2 separate regions of the Homo sapiens genome follow, and region 1 is linked to region 2. Evidence: chromatin contacts called from ENCODE Hi-C or POLR2A ChIA-PET data. All regions are on one chromosome and are shown on one strand. Each heading gives the region's core, a stretch centred on a gene start or an enhancer-like site at or near the end of the contact. The rest is flanking DNA. Distances are from core to core; before and after follow the strand shown.

Evidence for each region. A loop is a pair of places that touch in the nucleus more often than their neighbours do. ChIA-PET counts read pairs that join two places held with the same protein, here RNA polymerase II (POLR2A). Pooled maps may share reads with other maps.
Region 1: a loop to region 2 is called in a map of prostate gland, with 2.4 times the contacts of the local background. The contact joins two enhancer-like sites. A Hi-C loop is called at or near these places in 5 of 168 maps with a recorded cell type or tissue (Caco-2, gastrocnemius medialis, heart left ventricle and 2 more) and 5 of 50 pooled maps. POLR2A ChIA-PET finds 5 or more read pairs at or near these places in 1 of 52 experiments (activated CD4-positive, alpha-beta T cell).

The regions. Positions count from the first base shown.
Region 1 is chr13:43,301,842-43,304,541 of GRCh38, reverse strand. The region is part of intron 11 of ENOX1 (ecto-NOX disulfide-thiol exchanger 1); the gene reads left to right. Among named protein-coding and RNA genes, the nearest start is that of ENOX1-AS2, 150 kb to the left of the region's middle. RefSeq lists an enhancer at 1,036-1,265. Within about 2 kb of position 1,426, at least 10 of the 41 ENCODE cell types and tissues checked have a DNase peak (open chromatin) inside an H3K27ac peak, as active enhancers do; they include prostate gland, where a contact is called at or near this core.
Region 2 is chr13:43,515,279-43,517,978 of GRCh38, reverse strand. The region is part of intron 2 of ENOX1 (ecto-NOX disulfide-thiol exchanger 1); the gene reads left to right. Among named protein-coding and RNA genes, the nearest start is that of ENOX1-AS2, 68 kb to the right of the region's middle. Within about 2 kb of position 1,403, at least 4 of the 41 ENCODE cell types and tissues checked have a DNase peak (open chromatin) inside an H3K27ac peak, as active enhancers do; they include prostate gland, where a contact is called at or near this core.

The sequences.
Region 1 (2,700 bases), core at 177-2,676, 210 kb after region 2:
TTGAATGTTTTACTTCTGTTAGGAGCAAACTAGCCACTACAGTAGGGTCCCTGGTTTACTCCTTTCTCTGGGATGGGCGGCACTTACATGGAGCTAAGCTAGCCTGGTGGCATTACATGGAGGAATATAGTCCTAGAGCCACACCTTTTACCTCCAACCAGCAACCTCTGTCTCCCATAAACTCACTTCCATCATCTGGAAAATAGAAATAATAATCATATTGACTGTATCATGTTTTCATGATGGTGAAAGGATACTGTGTAAAGAATATGCTTACCTCAGTGCCTGGCACATAAAAATCATTAGCTGTCACTACCACTGTTGCTATTCCCATTACTGCTACTGTTATTTGAAGAAAGCAGAATAGTGACTGTGCCTTTTGCCCAAATCTTCCATAGGAGATAGCCAGGGCACGGGGCAAGCTGAGCTCATGGGACCTGGGCACAGGGATGCAACAGGGCTGCCTTCCCAGGTGCAGAACATGGAGTCGGGGCTCATACAAAAGGAGATCAAGGAATAAAACCAGAATGACAAGCCAAGCATGTGGTTCTTTCAGAAGCATTTCTCCAAACAAGCCAACCACAACCCCAGTTTAGGAATCGGGATAGAATGAGCAGCGGTCTGAGCAGTGGCTCTCAAAGTGTGGTCTCTGCACCAGCAGCATCAGCACCACCTGGGGGACTTGGAAGAATGCTAATTCTTGGGCTTCCTCCCAGACAAACTGAACTGGAAACTGAGGGTAGGGCCCAGAAAAGTGTGTTTTAATATGCCCGCCAGGAGCTTGTAATGCAGGCCAATGTTTGGAGAACACTGGGTTAGAGTAACACCAGCTGCTGTATAAAGATGGCCTAACCAAAAAAAAAAGTGTTACTTTTTGGGCACACAACAGTCCAAGGCAGATATTCTGGGCCTGTGGGCACCTTTCCTCCATGTGGTGACTCAGAGACCCAAGCCTATTCCAGCAGCAGGCAGAGACTGAGGGACTGTGCAGAAGGCATCCTCACTCCCCCTCACACTCCATTGATGAGACTGCTCACATGGCACCCTCTAGGGCAGTCACCTCTCAGGAGCAACACTGCTCTATACAAAGAGAAGCATGAGTTTGAGTACACAGCGTGATAATGTCTCTGCCACAGAATAGCTTCTAAAGGCCTCAAGGCACCTCACAAGAAGATTCAGAATGCAGAGAAGCAGATAGAAGCTGGAGAGAGTCCCTGTCACTGGGCCATAACTACAGCTCCCTTTCCTAGTGGAGCAGGAGGCAGGATCGTGGCTGAGGAGGCAGCCGTTGAAGGCACACAGATATTGTGGTGACATTTGCCAGGCCAGCCTGCCTCTGCCCTCCTGTGTTCAGGGGCTATCGGTACAACTGCCTTCCTGGGTAGCAGCCAATGAAATTCTTGAAAAAGACTTTCTTTGCATGTGGGAAGGAAATCTACAGTTCAGCAGCGTCCTTCCAGCATTTCAGGAGGACATCTGGCAAAGTGGAGGGGGAATGTTAAACACAGAGTTCCCCAAACACACAAAGACTAAGAGTTCTGGAGAAACACAGATATTGTTAGAAACGATATGTTAAAATGTTTTATTATTTAGTTACATCTTGCCTGAGCATGAAAAAGATATTAACAGACTGTCAGCTTACTGGGACATAACCCAAAACAACTTACATTTTTCATATATTGCTAACTATTTTTCTGAGGCTGGCTCAGGCTGGTAAAAGAGATTTCAAGGCTTTCTCCAGATTATTTACTTAAAGAAGTTAAGCATGGCATTATCTGTTCCCATGGAAACACAGTAAGACAGGAGACAGAAGAGGAGGTCACTTTGACCATAATTAATATAAAGAATAATGGTTTATATAGAATCTAGTAAAGAATATAACAAGATGCCGCAATACCTTTAAGCCTTTTCTTCAGCAGTGCCGTTCAACCTTTGGATTGATTTTCATACATTAGTGTCACTTTGGTCATTTTTTAGTCTAGTGCTAAGTTTTGAAGTATAACAATCTTGCCTAGCAAAATTTTTCCAATTTTATTATTTCATTTTTGATCCAATCAGAAAATTCCAGTATTCAGAATTTTTCTAAATTACTGAGTAACTAGAAATGGGTGACTGTGCTGGCCTTAAGCTTCTTGTGAATGCTACAGCTCCTCACCATGTTTTCTTAATAAATACATAAATGGGTGGCTGGTGAATTAATTGATGGTAATCCAGAGGCACCACTAGATTCAGCAGTGCCTTTAAAATCACCAACAAAATATTTAATCACATTCAGTCCGGTTGACATTTAAGGTGTCTAATTCTATTCTTTTTTTATTATCGGAAATTGGTAATCCACATGGGGTGTCTCTTACATATTCCATTTATTGGCACTCGGTGCACTCCTTAGGAATTCCTACCGAAAGATGCACACTGTACTTTTTTTTTTTTTAATCCTTATACTTATTTGGATAGTGGATTCATTGTGCAGTCTCATAAGGTAAATTTTATTATGGAAGCTTGATGACACATTTTTTCAAAACTCTTTAATTTAGTACAGTATTCCAGAAAGAAAGAAAGAGAAGAGAGAGAAATAAAAAGTTTCCCTTTCCAATTTCTGAATTTTTAATATACTGAGAAGTTATATTAAGTCAGAAATTATTAGGATTTTTTTTCTGTTAGCGCTCTGGCCCAAGAAACATAATATAGCCTCTTCCAGGC
Region 2 (2,700 bases), core at 154-2,653:
ATACCATAAACCATGTGGCTTATGAACAACTGAATTTTCCACAGTTCAAGATCAAGGTGCCAGCAGATTTAATGTCTAGATAAGGCCAACTTTGTTGTTCATAGATGGCAGCTTCTAGTTGTGTCCTTGCATGGTGGAAGGAATGAGGGTTCTCTTTTGGGCTTCTTTCATAAGAGCACTAATCCCATTCTAGTGATGTAGTCACCTCCCAAAGGCCCGCACCACTGAATAACATCACCTTGGAGGTTAGGATTTCAACATATGAATTTTGGGGAGACACACACATTCAGACCATAGTAGCAGAGATAACTGGCCCATACTGGAGTTGATTAAACCTGTGACCATAGGCAGAGGGCACTCACTCCTGAACTTCTGGTCAAAGACATTGATTGGGATTTATTCCATGAGATATGGCTTTCACAGAACTCCATATTTCACATGAAACTTGTAGAGACCTACAAACTTAAGGGCATTTTTTATGAGACAGGGTTTCACTCTTGTTGCCCAGGCTGGAGTGCAATGGCGCGATCTGGGCTCATTGCAACCTCCAACTGCTAGGTTCAAGTGATTCTTCTGCCTCAGCTTCCCAAATAGCTGGGGTTACAGGCACCTACCACCACGCCCAGCTAATTTTTGTATTTTTAGTAGAGACCGGGTTTCACCATGTTGGCCAGGCTGGTCTTGAACTCCTGACCTCAAGGTGATCCACCCGCCTCGGCCTCCCAAAGTGCTGGGATTACAGGCTTCAGCCACCACACCCAGCCTAAGGACATTTTTCTTAAATGACCAGGCCAAAAGCTCCGTAAACATATATTCCACCATAAAATATAATTGTGAGGCACACTCTAGTCTGTATTCTGTAACACACATTGTTTATTTGTGTGGTAATCTGTGCCTTCCATCACTGGATTAGCATAATGGCTTTAGCCTGTTTTCATCTTAGGGTATTGTTTAGAAGGAAAAATTAATATGCTCTGTTTCTACTAATCACAAATTCCATTTTGTATTTCTTTGATATACATTCTTTGATGTGACAGAAAACTCAAAATCTTTTTCAAGGAAGAAAATGGCAGTGAATGTGTTTAACATGTACACAATCTCAAGAGCTTAGAAAACTACACAAAATGGGGAAGCTAATATTCTGTGTGTTTGGGGCTGCTTTGTTTGAGGAATTTAATTTACAACCCTGGTGGCTTTCTAGGCATGTAAGAAATTCTTCTTCCCCAACACTGTAGAACATTTTGCAACTATCCTGTTTGATTTACTACACCACTGAGAGAACAAGCTAGATAAAATACCAACTAGAGTTTTCCAGAAGCGGGAGCCAAAGAACCAAAGTACTGCAGCTTTGTTCTTCCCTGTTGCTCCCTATGTTCTTGTGCAAAAGAATTTTGTTTTTCCCAGATGGCTTTGATGGTCATTGCAGAGCAGGGAAACATGATCCTTCAGTAGACAGGAGAGCAGAGTTCTCAAAATCCTTGCTTCTGCCAGCTGGAGAGAAAAGGACTGAATTCACAAGCTGTTTCATGTCCCCATCTGCTTACATGTTGATAGCACTGAGGCAAACCTTCTCTAACGTGTACACTCCCTTTTGTGCAACAGGAGTGTCCTTGAAAAGCTGTGTCTAATTCACATTTTTAGATCCCGTAGAAGCTTTCCCACTGACTTACATCATGACTTCAAAGATGTTTTATCTGATACTGGATTGATCTCCAGTTGGCAGTGGCTTTACCTTTCAGTCCTTTAGGCTTTCTGTCAAGACATTAATGATATGTCAATGAACACAGGGATTCAGAAACTTTTGGTAAATTCTGTTATAAAGGGAATAACCATTCTTTACTGTATATTCCACCATTCACTTATTCCACAAGCATCTATGGAGTTCCCGCTGACTGCTAGATACTTAGGGCAGAAAATAAATAAGGCTCAATATCTACCCTTAGGAAGTTCTAGTTTCCTGTGGAAAATAGGCTTAGATTTGCAGGTATAGGTTAGTATAATTAGTGCCAGGAGGCTTGTGTGCACTAGGCCCTGGGAACAAAAATGAGGGACATCAGGCTCACTCTGGACATCCAGGAAGTGTCCAGGTTTTGTCAGATTAGGAGGGCATACATGGCATGTTAGCAGGGAGAACAGCTGTGAAGGCATTGGAGTATGGAGCAGGACATCCTGGAGGAACTCTGATCTGTTCCATGAAGCTCAGAGCAAAGATTTCCACGAGCAGTTGCTCTCCAGCACTTTTCAGTGACTGTGATTCTTTGTTTGAAGCTGTAGCACTAGCATAGTGTAGTGGTTGACAAATGGACTCTGGAGCCAGATGGCCCAGGATCACATCTTGTGTGTAATTTGAGGGAAGTCCCTTTAGCTTTTCTGTGCCTAAGTCTCCTTATCTATAACATGAGTATTGTAATACTATTATCTACCTTGTAAGGTTGTTGTGAGAATTTAATCAATTAACAAGACCTAGGATGTAGAAAATATTATATAAGTATTTGACTTGTTCCTAAGACAACCCAGGCAATTAATTTAAAGATCCCAGAAGCATTTCTGATGAAAAACGGATACTCCAAAGTTTAGGAATAGAAGAAAAGACTTAGCCTTTCTGTAACTCTACTATGAATGAAAATTACCTAGGGACCTCATTAAAATGCAGATTCTTGGCCCCACTCTCAGAGAATGTAATTCTTAGGTCTTGACTGC